2 separate regions of the Homo sapiens genome follow, and region 2 is linked to region 1. Evidence: chromatin loops called from intact Hi-C (ENCODE). Cell type or tissue: endothelial cell of umbilical vein. All regions are shown on one strand. Links, peaks and the distances in the headings refer to the core of each region. The heading gives the core; the rest is flanking DNA.

Evidence for each region. A loop is a pair of places that touch in the nucleus more often than their neighbours do. Peaks named below come from ENCODE experiments on the same cell type or tissue, not always from the same donor. Only the 100,000 strongest peaks of a DNase experiment are listed, where the experiment ranks them.
Region 2: it touches region 1 in a loop (19-fold over the local background); 9 of 110 quality-filtered maps call a loop at or near these places.

The regions. Positions count from the first base shown.
Region 1 is chr19:51,467,944-51,477,513 of GRCh38, reverse strand. It overlaps the pseudogene SIGLEC26P. Among named protein-coding and RNA genes, the nearest start is that of CEACAM18, 5.8 kb to the left of the region's middle. In endothelial cell of umbilical vein, for the core only: a CTCF peak has its summit at 4,416 (motif pointing left); a DNase peak (open chromatin) is centred at 4,403.
Region 2 is chr19:51,633,178-51,644,318 of GRCh38, reverse strand. SIGLEC14 (sialic acid binding Ig like lectin 14) reads left to right here. Exons shown (of 7, transcript NM_001098612.3): 5 at 283-540; 6 at 647-782; 7 at 922-4,841. The coding sequence ends at 964. Among named protein-coding and RNA genes, the nearest start is that of SIGLEC14, 8.1 kb to the left of the region's middle. In endothelial cell of umbilical vein, for the core only: a CTCF peak has its summit at 6,761 (motif pointing right); no DNase peak of the experiment used is centred there; H3K27me3 peaks cover 274 bases.

The DNA of each region.
Region 1 (9,570 bases), core at 1-8,000:
AATTATCTCAAACCATTTATGGGGTCCTCCTCATTTTTCCATTGAAAACCCTTTGTGTTCTTTTACCTCCCTGAATATGCACGTAGTTTACTATAGCACCCAGATTCCCATTGCAATGCCCCATTCCTGAATACATATCATTTTCTTTTAGAGAGCTTCTCTCTGTTTGTTATTTAGGTTGACACTTTGTTGTTGGAGGGTCAGGCTGTTTCTAAAAACAGGGATCCAGGACAGGGGAGTTGTGCACAGAAGTAATGAGGTATGGGCCCCTTGAAACCTGACAGAGAGACAGACAGACAGGGACATAAAAAAAAATGCAGGCAGAGTGAGATACAGAGGGAAGACACAGAAACAGAGAGAGAGAGAGAGAGAGAGGGAAAGAACAACTCAGAAATGTCCAATTGACAAGGTCTTTCTAACCGTACTTGGGAATGTGTTTGTCTTTCATTTTGATAACACACCCTACTTTTTAAATTATAAAAGGAGTGAATTTGAATTTATTATAAAAATTTTTGATTTACATACTTACATATTTATGTAATATTATTAACATTTACATATTTATACATATATTTTATATGTATAACTATATAAGTATGTAAAATAAATATAAAATTATTTATTGTCATTTAAAGAATACCGTTTTTTAAAACCACCCAGAGATACAACCAGCTGTTTTCTATGTGTCTTTTCAGTTTGGGTATGTTATAGCTGGCATACGCATGCACATATGAATCTCTTTTATTAGAGCAGAATTATATCATTAAATTTTTGTTTTTATTAGGGCTTTTCAAATGTTAAACCCAAGTTTTGTCAGAGTAAGGTGAATATGCACCTCTGGATGTCTACTGGTTTAGAAAATATCTTTGAAGTCTTCTGTGCCCTGAAAACCCATATGAATATTTGCAGCCTACAGCCAGACACCTCCATGTTAGTTTTAATAGGAAAATAACGCATTCGTTACCACTGATGTTAGTTAATTGGCCTGCCCCAGTATTACCGTGTAAATGGTGCCTCTGAAATATATACAAAGTGGATCTTCTGGCTTTAGCTCCCTTGAAGCACTCCCCACATTCTGCCTCAGGTCCTGGACTCTCATGGGAGAAGCATGGCTTTGCACCATCACTGTTCATTATTCATGGCTGTGTAGTATTCCACTGGATTGGATATGGGTTGAGTTATTCAACCAATCCTCTATTTGCAATCATTTATGTCCTTTAAGTTTTGTTTTTTTTTTTCCAGACAGAGTCTCACTCTGTCCTCCAGGCTGGAGGTCAGTAGTGTGATCCAGGCTCACTGCAACCTCTGCCTCCTGAGTTCAAGTGATTCTCATGCCTCAGCCTCCAGAGTAGCTGGGATTACAGGCATGTGCCATCACATCGGGCTAATATTTTTTGTATTTTTAGTAGAGACGGGATTTTGCCATGTTGGCCAGGCTGGTCTTCAACTCCTGGGTTCAAGTGATCCATCCCCCTTGGCATCCCAAGTGTTGGGATTACAGGCATGAGCCACTGGGCCAGGCCGGGTTCTTTCAATTAAAAAACACGATATTTTAGAGCAGTTTTAGGTTTACAGCAAAATTCAGAGGAAGGTACAGAGGTTTTTCATATATCACCTGCCCTCCCGCATGCACAGCCACCCCCATTATCAACAGCCCCACCACAGTGGTACATTCATTGCATTTGATGAGCTCACGTTGACGCAATATTAGCACCCAAAGCCCACAGTTTATATTAGAGTTCTTTTTTTTTTTTTTTTTTTTTTTGAGATAGAGTCTTCCTCTGTCGCCAGGCTGGAGTGCAGTGGCACAATCTCGGCTCACTCAACCTCCACCTCCCAGGTTCAAGCGATTCCCCTGTCTCACCCTCCCAAGTAGCTGGGACTACAGGCACACACCACCACGCCTGGCTAATTCTTTGTGTTTTAGTAGAGATGGGGTTTCCCCATGTTGTTCAGAATGGTCTCAATCTCTGACCTCGTGATCCACCCACCTTGGCCTCCCAAAGTGCTGGGATTACAGGCGTGAGCCACCATGCCTGGCCCACTTTTTTTTGTACACAGCAGCATGAACAGCTTTTGCCTAGTCCCATTTGTAGATCCGTGATTAATCCCAGAGGTGAACTTGCACAGGAAAGAACTCAACCCTACTTAAATAGAGGTCTGGACTTTGCTCTCAGCTACTGGGAGGGAACTCTAAGCCCCTGGAATATCTCACCTGATAGGAATGTCTTTATTTACCTTAGTGCCTTGCCCAATAATATGACTAATATTCATAATAATATGACTAAATAGTTATATTCGTCTAATAATATGACCACCAAATAGTCTAATAATATGACTAATGGTAGGGACTTTGGGTCACTGTTGTCAGCTCTATCTCTAGAGCAGCTGAAGCTAAGATCAGCCATGTGAACAGCCATCCATATCTACATGGCAAAGCCACAATAAAAACCCTGGGCATCAAGGCTTAGGTGAGTGTCCCTGGTTGGTGACACTCTATGCATGTTGTCACACGTCATGTAAGGAGGAATTACTGCTGTCTGTGATTGTACTGGGAGGGGACAACTGGAAACTACACATTTGGAATTCACTGGACCCTGCCCCATGCTCTTCTCCCCTTGGCTGACTTTAATCTGTATCCTTTTGCTGTAATGAGACATAACATGAGAATAAGAGCTTTCAGTGAGTTCTGTGAGTCCTACTTGTGAACTGTCGAAACTGAAGGTGATCAGGGGACCCCTGAGTGTGAAGCTGGAGTTAGAAGTGAGGATGGTCTTGTGCACTGCCCCCAAATTACTGAGGACTGCTGGGTCAAAGGCTGTACAGGCTGTTTGAGGAAAGACCATGGTTAAGAGGGGGGATTCCTGGTCACACTGTCTGGTTTGAACCTAATGCTGCCACTTACCTGCCACGTGATCTCAGTTAAGTTTCCTATCTCCGCTAAGCTTTGCTTTCTACACCTGTAAAATGGGGACATTACCTTAGAAAATTAACACAGAAACAGAAAACCAATGCCGCATGTTCTCACTTATAAGTGGCAGTTAAAAGAGGAGAACACTTGGACACATAGAGGGGAACATCAGACACTGGGGCCTCCTTGAGGGTGGACAGTAAGAGGAGGGAGAGGAGCAGAAAAAATAGCTATTGGGTACTAGGCATAGTACCTGGGTAATGAAATAATCTGTACAAAAAACTTCCATGACACAAGTTTACCTATATAACAAATCTGCACGTGTACCCCGAACCTAAAATAAAGGTTAAGAAATAAAAAATTTAAATAAATTTAAAAGAATCTTAGGGTCTACAACTACTATGTACCCACAAAAATTAAAAAGAAAAAGAAATTGTTTTTAATAGGGATGTAAAATGTTTCCTCTTCATAGGGCTGTTCAGAAAAAACTACAGAAGAAAGTGTAGAACGTAGAATCCTTCTTAGCTGGGTTCTCATGTCTGAGGTCCTTATTACTAAGGAAAAAGAGAGAGTGGATACTGAGAGGAGACCAGCAACCACAGCCACAGAGAGCGTCCGATCAGCTCCATTTGGCTGCACCAACATGAAGCATTCCTTTTAGACACAGCATTGTGCCATGTCCCTGAAGAAACATGTACCTCCCTCCATCTAGACTGTGCATGGTCAGTGATGCCTAGTCTGAACAATCAGGATGAAGATGGCAGAACTGGTTTCATTCAGAGCCCATGGCATGACCCTTACTGTCTCATGCAACGACACCCTCATGAGGACCCTGCTGTTAGGAGAGGAGTGCAGGTTTGGAGGGTGCCTTGAGCTTCAAAGACTCACTCTCATTCCCTTAAGCAGACCCCAGAGCTAGACCTGACCCATCCCATCCGGGATCCCCCATAACTTGGAGAATTTCTTCTGAAACCCTGTCTCTCCAGTCAGGAGTGGCAGCATCCACTGCTCACCTATGGACAGGAAGCAGCCTGGGGAGCAGACCCAAGAGGCCCCTCAGTCTATTTCTGGAGCCCAGCTTTGTACCTTTTTATTAAGAGAGCAGAACGTCATAGTCCCTCCCAGGGCAAAGTTCTGCCTGGCACAGCCAGAGCGAATGCTAATGAACAGCCACTCCTTCCTGTCTATCTATCTTGGAGATCACAAAAAATGTTAAGTTGGGATCTCTGAGGCGCTGTACATAAGGTGGGTTTCTCACAGCCCCCTACTCTGGTTTTTGCCACAAGAGGTAGCTGTTATAACTTAATGTTATTTGTAATGTTATTGTTATTGTTAATGTCATTCTTGTTATTTTCCATCTCACTCCCATCTTTGGAAGCTGACTGGAGGCTCCTGCCTCTCACCCTCTCTATCCACTTCTTACTCCTATCCACAGGAGGTTGTACAAAGATTAGGGTGGATGCATCGCACAACTCTATGGCTCCCCCTGGTGGTGAGATGCATTTGAGGTGATGGGTTTGCCCAGACACCGCCGCCTTCTGTGTACATCAAATCTCCATCTGTTCCTCTCCCAGCAAGACACTTCTGATTGGATTTAAGGATCAACTCGATAATTCAGGATGAGCTACACTGGTCAAAAGCCTCTATATTATATACATACAATGAAATACCTTAAAAAGAAGGAGATTCTGACACGTGTTGCAACTTAGATGAAGCTTGGAGACACTATGCCACATGAAATTAGCCAGTCACAAAAGTTACCAATACTGTATGATTCCACTTATAGGAGGTATCTAGAATAGGCAAATTCATAGACAGAAAGTAGAAAGTTGGCTGCCGTGGGCTGGGAGCAGGACGGAATAGGGAGTTATCTTTCAGTGGGTACAGAGTTTCAATTTGGCAAGATGAAGACATTTCTGGAGATCAATGGTTGATAATTGCATAAGAGTGTGAAAGTACTTAATGCCACTTACCTGTGCACTGAAAAATGATTAAAATGGTAATTTTTGTTATGTGTATTTTAAGACGGATTTTAAAAAGCACTAAAGATTTGATCAGCCTCCTCATCAAAGAAGAAAAACTCATGGCAAATAATCACATGAATGGAAACATTCCCAACGCCATTTGCTCTTATGAAATCGTGGATTAGAACTAGAATGAGGTGGCAGTACATACCTATTAGAATGGCTACAAAACCAAACCAAAAGAAAAATAAATTTTACACATTCCTGATAATACCAAATATTAATGAGAATGTAGAGCAACCAGAACTCACATGTTTTGCTGGTGGGGATATGAAGTGGCACTCACACTTTGGAGAACACTTTGACAATTTCTTTTTCTTTTTCTTTTTTTAGACAGAGTCTCACTGTGTCGCCCAGGCTGAAGTGCAGTGGCACGATCTCGGCTCACTGCAGCCTCCGTCTCCCAGTTTCAAGCGATTCACCTGCCTCAGTCTCCTGAGTAGCTGGGATAGCAGGCACCCACCACACCTAGCTAATTTTTGTATTTTTAGTAGAGATGGGGTCTCGCCATGTTGGCCAGGCTGGTCTTGAACTCCTGACCTCAAATGATCCACCCGCCTCAGCCTCCCAAAGTTCTGGGATTACAGGCGTGAGCCACCGCACCCAGCTGCGATTTCTTATAACTTACACATGTGACTAAGCACCCAACTCCTAGGTATTTATGCAAGAGAAAAAAAAACTAGTGTCCACACACAGAAATCTGCATGGGAATATTTGTACTAGCTTTATATTATATTCACCAAAACCTGGAAACATTCTGAGTATCTGTCAAACAGTGAATATATACAAAATGGGGGATCTGTGGAAAACAATGAAGTATGAGTCAGCAATTTAAAAACAAAAACAAATTATTCATATATATACCCAATCACATAGCTGAGTCTCAAATGCATTACACCGAGTGAATGAATCCAAGGAATCCAAGCCATATTCTTAACTTTAAAATAACTTACAACAAGGTATTATATTACTTATTAAAACCTCAATTATTTATATAGTAAGTGAAGATACAAATAGCTCTCCATGTTAATAAGGACAAATGAGCATTTATCTAGATAATACTGTAATAAATATTTTACTAATATATGGTGCCAAATAGTATTATGTCCTAGATTTCAAGAGTTCGTTGGATGCATACGATACAGAGTGAGATGGAAAATCACGTAGCTGAACCTAAAATTGCTTTTTATCCATTAAGTTTTTTATTTTGATTTTTATTTATTTATTTATTTTGAAACTTAAAGGTATTGGCCAGGACATTTAACTGTGTGACTGTCAGGAAGGTCACACCCGGGTATAGTCAGATATGTGTCATATGATTTAGCGAGGCAAATTTCCAAATCCTCAGATAAGAGAACAGCATGACCACATTGTCTGAGACTCTTCATAGACAAGAGGGAGGAAGAGGATTAGGAAACACCAGAAAAACTAAATTCCAACAAGACAATTATAAATGCATGTCAATGCCCAAACAAGCAACTCATGAAAGAAAAATAGAGACCGGACGCGGTGGCTCACACCTGTAGTCCTAGCACTTTGGGAGGACGAGGTGGGCGGATCACCTGAGGTCGGGAGTTCGAGACCAGCCTGACCAACATGGAGAAACCCTGTCTCTACTAAAAATACAAAATTAGCCAGGCATGGTGGCGCATGCTTGTAATCCCAGCTACTCAGGAGGCTGAGGCAGGAGAATTGCTTGAACCTGGGATGCAGAGGTTGTGGTGAGCCGAGATCGTGCCATTGCACTCCAGCCTGGGCAACAAGAGCAAAACTTCATCTCAAAAAAAAAAAAAAAAAAAAAAGTAAAGAAAAAAGAAAAGAAAAATACAAATAGCCATAAACATGAAAAATGGAACCTAAAATTTTAATTTTGTCTGTATACTCATGTTGTCTGAAAATATTATGTCTTATGAGCCTCATTTAACTGTGAGCAGCATATTTTTACATGAAAGGAAATGCTAATCTCTATGAAGAGGACCTCAAATAAATCACTTCTGTCCACACTACACAGAATGGCAACATCCATGGAAAAGAAGTTTCTTCTGCACTGCAGTCCATAGAATATGTGTCCTTCCTTTTGGTTTACAAGAAGATCCTGCATGGTTCTTATTCTGAAGATGTCATTCAAATTTTGTAAATCAGCATACCAGTTGTCAGGGAAAAAAATTCAGTACTCAAGTTTTTTTAAAATACCTAGTATTGGCCGGGCGTGGTGGCTCATGCCTGTGGTCCCAGCACTTTGGTAGGCCGAGGCAGGTGGATCATGAGGTCAGGAGTTCGAGACGAGCCTGACCAACATGGTGAAACCCCATTTCTACTTAAAAAAAAATACAAAAATTAGCTGGGTGTGGTGGCAGACACCTGTAATCCCAGCTACTCAGGAGCTACTCAGGAGGCTGAGGCAGGAGAATCACTTGAACCCAGGAGGCAGAGGTTGCAGTGAGCTAAGATTGCACCACTGCACTCCAGCATGAGCGACAGAGCGAGACTCAGTCTCAAAAAAAACCACCTAGAATTCTACCATGACATACGGCAAATTCACCAGTGTCCACAGCTCTAAAGCCAGTGTGTGTGTGTGTGTGTGTGTGTGTGTGTATGGTGAGGACATGAGGCTATGGGTGGGGGCCATCTCAAGGGTGGGGACCAGGTCCCTGGCATCTTTTCTCCAGCCCCACTGACACACAGATGCTCACTGTGTGTTTGGTGAATGAATGAATGTATGAATGAGTGAATGGCTACCACCCACACTGCACCCAGGACCCTTCTTCTTTTCACTGTCCCAGACACTCCCACAGAACCTACAGAATCCTCCATCCTGCAGGACTGACTTCCTCATGACTCTAGATGAGGTTGTGACTCTCTGGGACCAGACCAGGAGTGACATGTTCCCAGGTATAAACGGTGGTGCACAAAAAAGCACCTCAGGGTGGGAGAACCTTAGACCCTCATGAGTGTCCCATGCCTCAGATGTCCCCAGAGATCCTAGTCCAGGCTCTGGTGGTGGAGGGAAGCTCTCAGATGAGAGGAAATATAAGATCTCTGCTCCTTATTTGCTCCCCTCTGGGGAGGTCTCTGGAGTCTCCCTCTGCTCTGTGCAGAGGGGATGAGCTCTGACCACGTGTAGGTCTGAGGTTTTTCTTCTGTGAACCGCCAAGTCCTCCTGCTTCTCCTCAGCCTCCAATGGGCCCTCAAACCTTCCCCTCCAATCCCTTCCCCTTCTCTCATTACACAGGGAGTCCAGGAACCCTCTGCCTAAGAGACGCTGCTGCCCCTGCAGTGGATAGGTGAGTGGGCCATGGGGAGAGGGACTCTGGGGCTGAACTGAGCTGACCCTCGTTTCTCCACTGGAGCCCTGGCTCAGGATGCAGTTTTCTAGCTGGAAGTGCAGGAGTCTGTGACTGTACAGGAGTGTCTGTGCACCCTCATGCCTTGCTCATTCTCCTATCTCCACCCTACTACACGAATAACTCTGTTCATGACTACTGGTTCCGGGAAGGAGGCAAGGAATTCTGGGACACTTCAGAGCCCACAAACAACCCAAATTGAAAAATGAAGGAGGAGACCCTGGGCCTTTTCTGCCTCTTCAGGAATCCCCAGAGGAACAACTGCTCCCAGAGTATCATAGATGCCAGAAGGAGGTGAACAATGGTTCACATTTCTTTCAGGTGGAGAGAGGAAGTACCAAATACAGGTTATAATCTCCCCAGTTCTCTTTGTGTGTGACTGGTAAGAAACCAGCTCCAGGACTGACCACAGGGGAAAGTCAAAGGGGCTGCAGGGCAGGGTAGGGCTGGGATGGGGTCCCTGTCCTGGGAGGGAGTTGGGCATAAAGCATGCCGGGGGTTTGGGGGAGGAGCTAGACCAGAGCCTGAGCTTCCCCCAGGGCTTCACCTTGGACCTACCCTTTTGATCCTGCATGCCCCCCATCTCCTCACTAACCCTGACTCATATACCCAACATTCTCATCCTGGAGACCCTAGAGTCCAGCCACCTCTGAAACCTGACCTGATCTGTGCGCTGGGCCTATAAGCAGGAGACACCCCCTTATCATTTCCTGGATGTCAGCTGCCCCCACTTCTCTGAGCCCCAGGACCACCCATTCCTTGGCGTTCACAATCACCTCAAGGCTCCAGGACCATGGCACCAACCTGACCTGTCAGGTGAAGTTTCTCAGAGCTGGTGTGACTGCAGAGAGAACCATCCAGCTCAATGTCTCCTATGAGTGCTGGGCCAGGATGCCTGGGTTCCTGAGGGTGTGGTGGGGACAGGACAGCTGGAGCTGAGGACACTTGATATCCTGGAGGACTGGCTGAGCAGGGGAACAGGAAGGACACAAGCCCTGTCCCTTCTGCATGCCTTCGGCTTCTAGGAGGAGTAGGAGGAAATGCTTACCCTTATCTCCTCCCCACCTCCAACTGAAGGAAGTCCTCTCTTCCTGTCCAAGAGGTTCCACAAAACCTGACAACTAGTGTCTCCCTAGGAGATAGATCAGATAGGAGGGCACCTCTCTACATGCAGCTGTTACTGGATTGTTTGTAGGGGGGTTTTGGCTGTTGAGGTGTTTGAGTTCCTTGTATAGTTTGGATATTAATCCCCTGACAGATGAATAGTTTGCAAATATTTTCTCCCATTTTG
Region 2 (11,141 bases), core at 1,794-9,793, 170 kb before region 1:
CTTTCCTCGTCTGCCTGTCTCAGTTCTTGGCACGTCTGCACCTGAGCTGCCCATCCACTTCTCCTTAATGTGAGAACTCCTCCTCATCTGTCTTTTCTCAGCTCAGCCACCTTCTTTCTGGTAGCCTGACCTGATCACCAAGTCCTCATCCTTTCACCCATGACTAGCCCATTCTCAGCACTCACCACACAGTCTTGTCTTTCTTCTTGCAGCTCAGTGGGAGGAATGAGGGAGAATTGGGCCTCCCAGCTCCACTCACCTGGCTGTGCTTCTCTTTCCCAGCCCTGCGGATCCTGAGCAATGGCATGTCGGTGCCCATCCAGGAGGGCCAGTCCCTGTTCCTCGCCTGCACAGTTGACAGCAACCCCCCTGCCTCACTGAGCTGGTTCCGGGAGGGAAAAGCCCTCAATCCTTCCCAGACCTCAATGTCTGGGACCCTGGAGCTGCCTAACATAGGAGCTAGAGAGGGAGGGGAATTCACCTGCCGGGTTCAGCATCCGCTGGGCTCCCAGCACCTGTCCTTCATCCTTTCTGTGCAGAGTGAGTTGCAGGACAGGTGCTGAGGGTAGACAGCCCGGTGAGGTATTCAGGTTGGTGGGAGGGACTGAGGCCTGGTAACAGCACCTTACCTTCTCCTTTCTCCCAGGAAGCTCCTCTTCCTGCATATGTGTAACTGAGAAACAGCAGGGCTCCTGGCCCCTCGTCCTCACCCTGATCAGGGGGGCTCTCATGGGGGCTGGCTTCCTCCTCACCTATGGCCTCACCTGGATCTACTATACCAGGTGAGCCGGACTGCCTGTCTCCAGGAAGCTCCTGAGTTCCAGGTGGGGCTGAGCTGTCCTGCCCCAGGACAGCTCAGCCCCACCTGGAATTAGAACTGAAGTGGCTGGTGCTGATCTGAGGCCCATGTTGGCTCTGCAGGTGTGGAGGCCCCCAGCAGAGCAGGGCTGAGAGGCCTGGCTGAGCCCCTCCCGCTCAAGACAGAACTGAGGTGTGGACACTTAGCCCTGTGGGACACATGCAGGACATCACTGTCAGCTTCTTTCTGGAAGCTCACATCCCACTGACTACCCCTCTTTTCCTTCCTGCCCCATACCCCTTCTACTTATTCCCCTCTGCTTGTGAGTCTTGCCCCACCACACCTGCATCCCCATCTGCACCCCATCCCCTCTCCACCTGCCCTTCTCTTCCCTCTCCATCCACCATCTCCAGCCCTGTGAAGGGAATGTACTTTCGGTCTTATACCCCCATTACCCATTACCCAAAAGTTACCTTTTTTTTTTTTTTTTTTTTTTGAGACAGAGTCTCACTCTGTTGCACAGGCTGGAGTTCAGTGGCACAATCTCCGTTCACTGCAACCTCCACCTCTGGGGTTCAAGCAATTCTCCTGCCTCAGCCTCCCTAGTAGCTGGGATTACAGGTGCCTGCCACCACATCCAGTTAATTTTTTTTTTTTGTATGTTAGTAGAGATGGGGTTTTACCATGTTGGCCAGGTCTCGAACTCCTGACCTCAAGCAATCCACTGCATTGGCCTCCCAAAGTGCTGGCATTACAGGTATGAGCCACCGTGCCTGGCTGCCAAAAGTTACCTTCTTAACACTTGAATTTCTGGTCTCCTCAGCTTCCCTATCCATATAGGCACAGAGAGGCAGCATTTGTTTTCCAGTTAAAACTCTACCTCATTGTGATTATTATCCAATACAATTGTTACAAAATAAGTAAAACTTTTATGAAACAATACAACATAACTGATTTTACTCTTTAATGCCTCTGTGAGAGTTTGTAGACAAAAATTATGTCTTTTTTTTTTTTCTTTGAGACAGAGTTTCTATCTTGTTGCCCAGGCTGGAGTGCAATGGCAAAATCTCAGCTCACTGCAACTTCTGCCTCCCAGGTTCAAGTGATTCTCCTTCTGTCCATATACAAGAAGGCAATACCTGTATTGTCAGGTTCTGTGCATCGTATAACTGGAACCAAACATATTTGCTTTAGGGTCTGCTTTCATTTCTTCAGTGTGGTTTTCCCAGTTTATCCACGTTGTTACACGTATCAATAGCTCATTCTCAGTTTTGGTGGGGTTTTTTTTGCTTTTAATATCGTACAGTCAGCCTTCTGTATCCACTGGTTCTGCATTTTCCCTTTAATCACTTTTGCTGCACCACAAAAGTTTTGTTATGTTGTATTTTTATATTAGTTCAAAATATTTCCTTCTTTCCCCTGAGATTTCCTTTGAATTCACGGATTGCTTAGAAGTGTGTTGTTTAATTTCTAAGTGATTGCAGATTTTACTGGTTTTTTATTTTTAAACAAATTGTTACTACTTTCTTTTTAAGTTCCATTTTAATAAATACACATGCTTGATATGATTTTTTTTAACTTTTAAGTTCAGGGGGCACAAGTGCAGGTTTGTTACATAGGTAAAGTGTCATGGGAGTTTGTTGTACAGATTATTGCATCACCCAGATATTAAGCCTAGTACCCATTAGTTATTTTCCTCATCCTCTCCCTCCTCCCACCTTCCACCCTTTGAAAGGCCCCAGTGTGTGTTGCTCACCTCTATGTATCCATGTGTTCTCATCATTTAGCTCCCACTTACAAGTGAGAACATGTGGTATTTGGTTTTCTCTTCTTGTGATAGTTTGCTGAGGATAATGGTCTCCAGCTCCACTCATGTCCCTGCAAAGGACATAATCTCATTCTTTTTTATGGCTGCTTAGTATTCCATGGTGTATATGTACCACATTTTCTCTATCCAGTCTACCACTGATAGGCAGTTAGGTTGATTCCATGTCATTGCTATTGTGAATAGTGCTGCAGTGAATGTATGCATGCATGTGTCTTTGTAATAGAATGATTTATATTCCTTTGGGTATATGCCTAGGAATGGGATTGCTGAGTCGAATGGTATTTCTATGTTTAGGTCTTTGAGGAATCGCCACACTGTCTTCCACAATGGCTGAACTAACTTTCACTTTCACCAACCGTGAGAGTCTTTTATATTGGTTAAGTTTGCTTGATGACACTGGTCTATCTTGGTGAATGCTCCATGTGTGCTTAGAAAGAATGTGTATTGCCCTGTTATGGGACGAATATTAAATGGCAATTAGACATAGTTGTCCAATGGTGTTCAGTTTTATAGCTGGTAACTTTTTTGTCTACCAGCTCAGTCTATTACTGAGAGAGGAATGTTGAAGTCTCTGATCCTAATGTTGGATTTGTCAGTTTCTCCTCTCAGTTTCATCAGTTTTTGCTGCATGTATTTTTAAACTCTGTCGTTAGGTGCATACATATTAAGAATTCTCATGTCTTCTTAAAGAATCAACTTAAAAAAAATTTTTTTTTGAGACAGAGTTTCGCTCTTTTTGCCCAGGCTGGAGTGCAATGGCGCGATCTTGGCTCACTGCAACCTCCGCCTCCCAGGTACAAGTGATTCTCCTGCCTCAGCCTCCCAAATAGCTTGGATTACAGGCACGCACCATCACGCCTGGCTAGTTTTTTTTGTATTTAGTAGAGACAAGGTTTCACCATGTAAGTCAGGCTGGTCCTGAACTCCTGACTTCAGGTGATCCACCCGCCTCAGCCTCCAAAGTGCTGGGATTATAGGCGTGAGCCACCGCAGTTGGCTGAATCAACTGTTTTACATTATGTAACATCACTTTTTGTTCCTGTGATTTTCTTTGCTCTTAAGTGTACTTTGTCTGCTATTAACATAGCCATTCCAGTTTTCTTTTGACTAGTATTTGCATAGTATGCATTTTCACATCCTTTAAGTCCTAGCCTCACCTCATTATATTTGAAATGGAAAGCATTTATACTCAGAAGCTGGAGTTCCTTTTCCCTAGCTCTTCCCTTTCCAGAATTGTTACCTGTTGTTTCAGTGTTCCTAGTTGCCCTGGGCTTCATCCCTTGTTTCTCAGTCCAGAAAGATGGAAGGAGTTGTATTAGAATTTTAGCAGCCACTTTCTGCACTGTAGCTCTGACCTACCATTGGAATAAAGCTATTTATTCCTTGTTGGTGCCTTTCCCCAAATATTGACTCCCGTTCCAGAATCTATTTTCTTTTATCCCATTTCCCAAGTAGTTTTTTTTCCCCATTCAAAGCTTATAACTTGTAAGGATTTTTTGTTTGTTTGTTTTGTTGTGTTGTGGTGAGTTCACTCTGCTAGGAGCTTACTCCTTCATAATAAAAGCACGACTCCTTCTCTTTCGTTTTGAAGGATAATTTTCCAAAATGTAGAATTCTAGCTTTGCATTTTTCTTTTAACCTTTTGGAGATGTCATTCCACTTTGGAGGGCGGGTGAGTTTCTCATGACAATTCAGTCATCATTTTCTTATTGTGGTTCCATTTAAGGCAATATCTGTTTATGTCTTGCTGCTTTTATAATTTCTTCATTCTTTTTCATGAATTTAACTTTTATAAACTTCAGGTGTTTTTCTTTTAATTTCCCTAAGTGCATGTAGCAAAGAGAGTGCAATATTTGCTTTTTTTCTATATGCTTTAACTCTTGATATACTTTATTTATGCTATAATAGAAATGTGTGTCTTCCCAAAATTTATATGTTGAAATCTTAAACCTCAAGGTGATGGTATTAAAAGGTTGGGGCTTTTTGGAAAGTGATTAACCCATAATGGTGCCATCCTTCATGAATGGGATTAGTGTTCTCATAAAAGAAACAGAAGGAAGTGTGTTTTCCTCTTCTGCCATGTGAGGATACCACGAAAAGATACTATCTGGGAAGCAAATAATTCTCTCCAGACACTGAATCCGCTGGCACCTTGATCTTGGACTTCCCGACCTCCAGAATTATGAGAAATAAATTTCTGTTGTTTATAAATCACCCAGCCTAAGGTATTTTGTTATAGCAGCCCAAATGGACTGAGACAATTTATCTTTTCCATCCTATGTTTTTCCCCTCTTTATTGTTTGGGTAATTTTCATTGGAAGAGATAGCTTGAACCACCAAAGTACAGAATAGAAAGTGTGGCAAAGTAAAAGAGGCAGTTCTTGTTCATCCCCAGTTAATCACTGTCATAAGGGGAGTGCTAGATCTTCCAATTTTGAAAGGTAAGTTGAGTAAGTTCATATTATTTTAACACTTCTCAATATTGAAATATTGAAAACTAATTTATAATTTCCAACACATAAATACTTATACAATTTTATAAACAGTAATAATTACAGGAATGCAAATCAAAACCATTATGAGATACCACTTCGTACACGTTAGAATGACCACTATTAAAAAACAAAACAAAACCAGATAATAACAAATATTGGTGAAGATTTGGAGAAATTGAAACCCTTGTGCATTGCTGGTGGGATGTAAAATGGTGCAGTCACTATGGAAGATGGTATGAAAATTCCTCGAAAAACAAAGCATGTAATTACTATGTAATTCAGCAATTCCACAATTCCACTTCTGAGTAGATACCCCAAAGAATTGAAAGCAGGGAGTCTGATATTTGTACCCCAATGTTCACAGCAGCATTATTTACAATAGCCAAAACATGGAAGCAACATAAATGTCTATCAGTGGATAAATGGAGAAACAAAATGTAGTATGCATCAAATAAAATCTTATTCAGCTTTAAAACGGAATGAAGTTCTAACAAATGCTTTAATGTGTATGACTTTGAAGACATTATGCTAGGTGAAATAAACCAGACAGAAAAGCACAAATGTCATAAGAGTCTACTTATATGAGATACTGAGATAGTCAAATGCATAGATACAGAAAGTAGAATGACGCTTGCTAAGGGCTGGGATGAGAAGGAAATGGAGAGTCAGTGTTTAATGAGTACACAGATTCAGTATGGAAAGATGAAAAAGTTCTGGAAATGGATGGTTGTGACAGTTGTAAAACAAGATGAATATATTCAGTGCCACTGAACCATACATTTAAAAGTGGTTAAAATGTTAAAATTTGTGTTATGCATTATTTTACCAAAATAAAACTTTTTTTTGTCAACACTTTCAATCAAATATAATAGAAATGTAAGCTGAATATATCTATCCAATGGATGCCCAATCAAAAGTAAAGACTTCATAGCTACCAGGGTGTTCTCTCAGTCCACACCTCTCCTAGTTGGAGTCCTTCATAATTGCCTCCACATAATTCCTGCCTCAATTTATCATACCATCAACTCAGTCACAGGTTGTAACTTTGTTCTCAGCTCCTCCTCTCCTGCTTTGAATTTGTTAAAATTGTACTGCACCAGGCTGATATATTCCAAGAGTTTAAGAGCAGATTTAAGTTTTGATGGTACAAACCAGTAATTCCCAAATCTTGCATCCTGTTCAGATTTTAAGATCCCCAGAAAGTAACTGGATCTCTCATGCTTAATAATCACAGAGAACCCAAAGCTGCCAACTTACCACAATATGTGGGAGAGTTCCTGAGGGTGATGGGTGATTGACATATGCAAGCTGGTATCCCTTCCCCAAACGTGAGAACAAAGACTTCTTTCCTGCCTTTCCCAGCACTTTGTACAAGTATATTTTGGGTAGCACTCTTCATTCAAGGTTTGGGAGCAGCAGAAAGGAATGGCTCTTCAGGATAAGAAGTAGGTTAAATTGGATGCTAGACATCGTGTTGCAAAAATTCACCATTCATCCCCACCACAGAAAGTCTTTCACTGGATTTTGTGTCCTAGTACCACGTTGTTGAGTCCAAGAGGTCATCCCCCAAATCCTCATCTCATTGCCACTGAATCCAGAACTTTTAAAAATGCTTTCTCTATCCTCCACAAGGGGGAGCCTTAACGTTCATCTTCCTTTTTTTATCCAGCATCATTTTAGCTTCCTCTTCACCTCATCCTTCAAAAGTTTATACATCCAAAATTACCACTAGTAATTTTTTCGTCTGAATTTCACCTCAATAAAAAATATTATCACCAGTTTAATTTGAAAACAAAGTAGTGATAAACTATATACACACTTTTCTCTTGAGGCAAACTCTGTAGCCCTTCTTGAATGTGAAAATGGTAATTTCTTTACCTCAATTCTTTTTTTCCTTCTTACATCCAATTCTGTATTTTGTGTTACTTTACTTTTATTAGAATGGGCATTGTGCCCCTGAGGTGGGCCAGCCTGGCCTCTTCCTTGCCCTTGGGGCCCAGATTTCCTGGTAGAGGCTGTGGGGAAATTTCCTTTTCTGCCCTTCTGTCTATATCTTGTGGCTTCTGGTTGCAATTTCCTCTTCTCTCACCCCATTTGTTTCTTGCACTTAATAGACAGCACAGAGGATGGGGGTTGGGGGAATGAAGCTGTCCCAGGGCAAGATCTGGGATCTCCAGCTTGAGAGATGCCTCTAGTGTTGAGTGGGACAAATGCTTGAGAGGACCAGGTGGGGTTTGGGGCTGGCCCTACAGGTATCTCTGTCTCTCACCCAAGGAAACAAGTGACCTAATGTTTTGTACATTCTCCTACACCTGGGATCCTGGAATCCTAAAACTCACTGCAGCCAGGCACGTGGTAACTGTTCTCTAGTGATCGATCACAAAGAGAGGGTGAAAATAAAAAATAGAATTCCCAAGATCAATGTCACCTCCTCAGTTGCTCCCAGGACAATAACTCTTCTCTGAGCACTGGGGGATTCCAGATGGGAGTTAGTGGGAGATATATCTTAAGAGGATGTGGTAGAACATAAACCTTTTACCTAAGGAGTCACTGTGAGAGTGACAGGGGCACAAGTTCTCCAAGAGTGAGCAACAAGAGGTGGAGATGAGGGTGGGACCACACATGGAGTTACTCATCACTCCGAAGGGACCCTGGAGCCAAATGGAGAGGAAACACCCATTACCTTCTCTCAAAAAGGTGCTGCCTTCTCCTTTCAGGGACCTGAGACCCATGACTGCTACCTCACTCCTTGTCTCAGTGGTCACCTTTACTTCTGGGCTTCAGGTGCTCTGCAGGTGCCCTTCAGTTTTCCCCTTTGGAAGCCAGAGAAACATGGAGAGAATCAGCCTCCTTAGCATGGCTTATGGGAGCTGGAGTAGGATGTCAGGGTCCTGGGGAGAAAAGACCTTTGGATGTGCAGGTCCTGTGGAGGCAAGACCTCAGAGAGGTAGAGCTCAGTGTCTGGGCCAGGGGTCAAGTTTTCAATCTTTCTCTTTATAAATAGTGTTATTGGCTGGGCGTGGTGGCTCACACCTGTAATCCCAGCACTTTGGGAGGCCAAGGTGGGTGGATCATGAGGTCAGGAGATCGAGACCATCCTGACCAACATGGTAAAACCCCGTCTCTACTAAAAATTCGAAAATTAGCTGGGCGTGGTGGGGTGTGCTTGTAGTCCCAGCTACTCCGGAGGCTGAGGCAGGAGAATCGCTTGAACCTGGGAGGCGGAGGTTGCAGTGAGCCAAAATCACGCCACTGCACTCCAGCCTGGGTGACAGAGCACGACTCTGTCTCAAAAAAAATAATAATAAATAATAAAAATAAACAAATAAATAAATAGTGTTATTTATGTTTTGCTCAGAAATCCTACCTACCTCAAATTCATGGCGATTTCCTGCTATATTATTTTCTAACAGCTCTATTGTTTTCTTTGTCATATTTAGACCTTCAAGCTACCTGTACTTGACTTTTATGCATGAGCTGGGAGTCAAATTTCATTGCAAACTTACTGCAAACTTGATTGCATTAAGTTTTGCCCACAGATATTTTTTGAAAAGTTGGCCGGGCCCAGTGGCTCATGCCTGTAATCCCAACACTTTGGGAGGTTGAGGTGGGAGGACCGCTTGAGCCCAGAAGTTTGAGACCAGCCTGGGCAACATAGTGAGAACCTGTCTCTACAAAAAATTAAAAAATTAGCCAAGCATAATGGTGCATTCCTGTAGTCCCAGCTATTTGGGAGGCTGAGATGAGAGGAGTGCCTGAGCCCAGAGAAATAGAGACTGTGGTGAGCCCTGATCACACCATTGTACTCCATCCTAGGTGACAGAGACACTGTCTCAAAAAAAATTAAATAAATAAAAACCCAAAATAAATAAAAAGAAAAATTTATTATTTGCCACTTCCTCTATCACACTTGATGTTTCCTGTGGTTGAGGTCTATTTCCAGGCACTCAATTTTGTTCCACTTGGTCAATACATAATTGTCACTTTTTTTTTTCAGACAAGGTCTCACTGTGTCACTTTGTCACCTTGGATGGAGTGCAGTGCTGCAATCTTGGCTCACTGCAACCTCCACCTCCTGGGCTCAAGTGATCCTCCCACCTCAGCCTCTCAAGTAGCTGAGACTACAGGCATGAGCCACCCATGCCCAGCTAATTTTTGTGTTTTTTGTACAGATGGGGTGTCACCATGTTGCCCAGGCTGGTCTTGAATTCCTGGGCTCAAGTAATCCTTCTGCCTCGGTCTCCCATAGCGCTGGTATTACAGGTGTGAACCATTGAAATGGGCCTATTTTCTCACATTTTTAAAAATTTGAGACAGTCTCACTCTGTCACCCTGGGTGGAATGCAGTGGCACAATCTTAGCTCACTGCAACCTCCACCTCCTGGGTTCAAGCAATTCTTGTGCCTCAGCCTCCTGAGCAGCTGAGATTACAGGCACATGCCACGATGCCCAGCTAATTTTTGTTATTTTTTAGTAGAGACAGGGTTTCACCATGTTGGTCAGGCTGCTTTCAAACTCCTGACCTTAAGTGATCCATCTGCCTCGGCCTCCTAAAGTGCGGGGATTACAGATGTGAGCCACTGTGCCCCGTCTGAAATGGTCATATTTTCTGTAATGTTATGATACATCTTTTTATCTTGCAAAGCCATTCATTGTTCTTCATGGTTGCCTTGACCATACTTGAACATTTCTACTTCAGTATAAATTTTACAATAGAGTTACCAAATTGCACAAAAATCACCCGGGAGATTGTATGACATATTCCTTTGATGCTGTAGATTGTTGGGTAAAATTGGCATTCATACAATATTGTTCTCAAACTCATCAACATGGCCTCTTTTTCAGTTTATTTACATCTTGATTTATTTATTTTTTATTTATTTATTTTCTTGAGACGGAGTCTTGGTCTGTCGCCCAGGCTGGAGTGCAATAGTGCAATCTCGACTCACTGCAACCTCCATCTCTCAGGTTCAAGTGATTCTCCTGCCTTGGCCTACTGAGTAGCTGGGACTACAGGTGCCTGCCACCACACCCAGCTAATTTTTGTATTTTTAGTAGAGATGGGGTTTCACCAGGTTGGCCAGGGTGGTCTCGAACTCCTGACCTCAGGTGATCCACACGCCTCGGCCTCCCAAAGTGTTGGCATTACAGGCGTGAGCCACTGCGCCCAGCCTATTTACATCTTTAATGTCCTTGAATACAGATTTATAATTTCCTCCATAGAGGTGACATATACATATTTTTGTTAGATACATCTCTAATAGTTAGATATATTCCATATATTCAAAAATTATATCATATTTTTTGATATTGATAAATTATATCATAATTTTTGAAGCTTTTGTCAATGGCATTTTTATAAAATTCCATTTTTATTACTGTGATGTGGAAAGACAACTGATTTTGTAATTTGATTAATCTCTGGCTGTCTTGCAAATATTTTATTAAGGCTTCAAATGTATCCGTATATACTTTTGGATTTTTCTTTTTTTTTTTTTGAGATGGAGTGTCGCTCTGTCGCCCAGGCTGGAGTGCAGTGGTGTGATCTCCACTCACTGCAAGCTCCACCTCCCAGGTTCACACCATTCTCCTGCCTCAGCCTCCCGAGTAGCTGGGACTACAGGCGCCCACCACCACGCCCGGCTAATTTTTTGTATTTTTAGTAGAGATGGGGTTTCACCATGTTAGCCAGGATGGTCTTGATCTCCTGACCTCGTGATCCGCCTGCCTCAGCCTCCCAAAGTGCTGGGATTACAGGCGTGAGCTACCACGCTTAGCCTGGATTTTTCTATATGTGCAGTCATGTCATTGATAAAGACCTCTGTTAAAATTTCATTGTAATTGCTGTACCTTTTGCTTATTTTTATTGCCTTATTATGCTAGGACCTGAAGCTACTTCATTAGGTATATGATGTTTGCTGAAGACACCCTTTATCTTGTTTGGGAAATTCTCTAAAGAGAATTTCTAGTTGGCTATGAATTATATCATAAAGGGATTTGAAATCACCCAATGCTCACT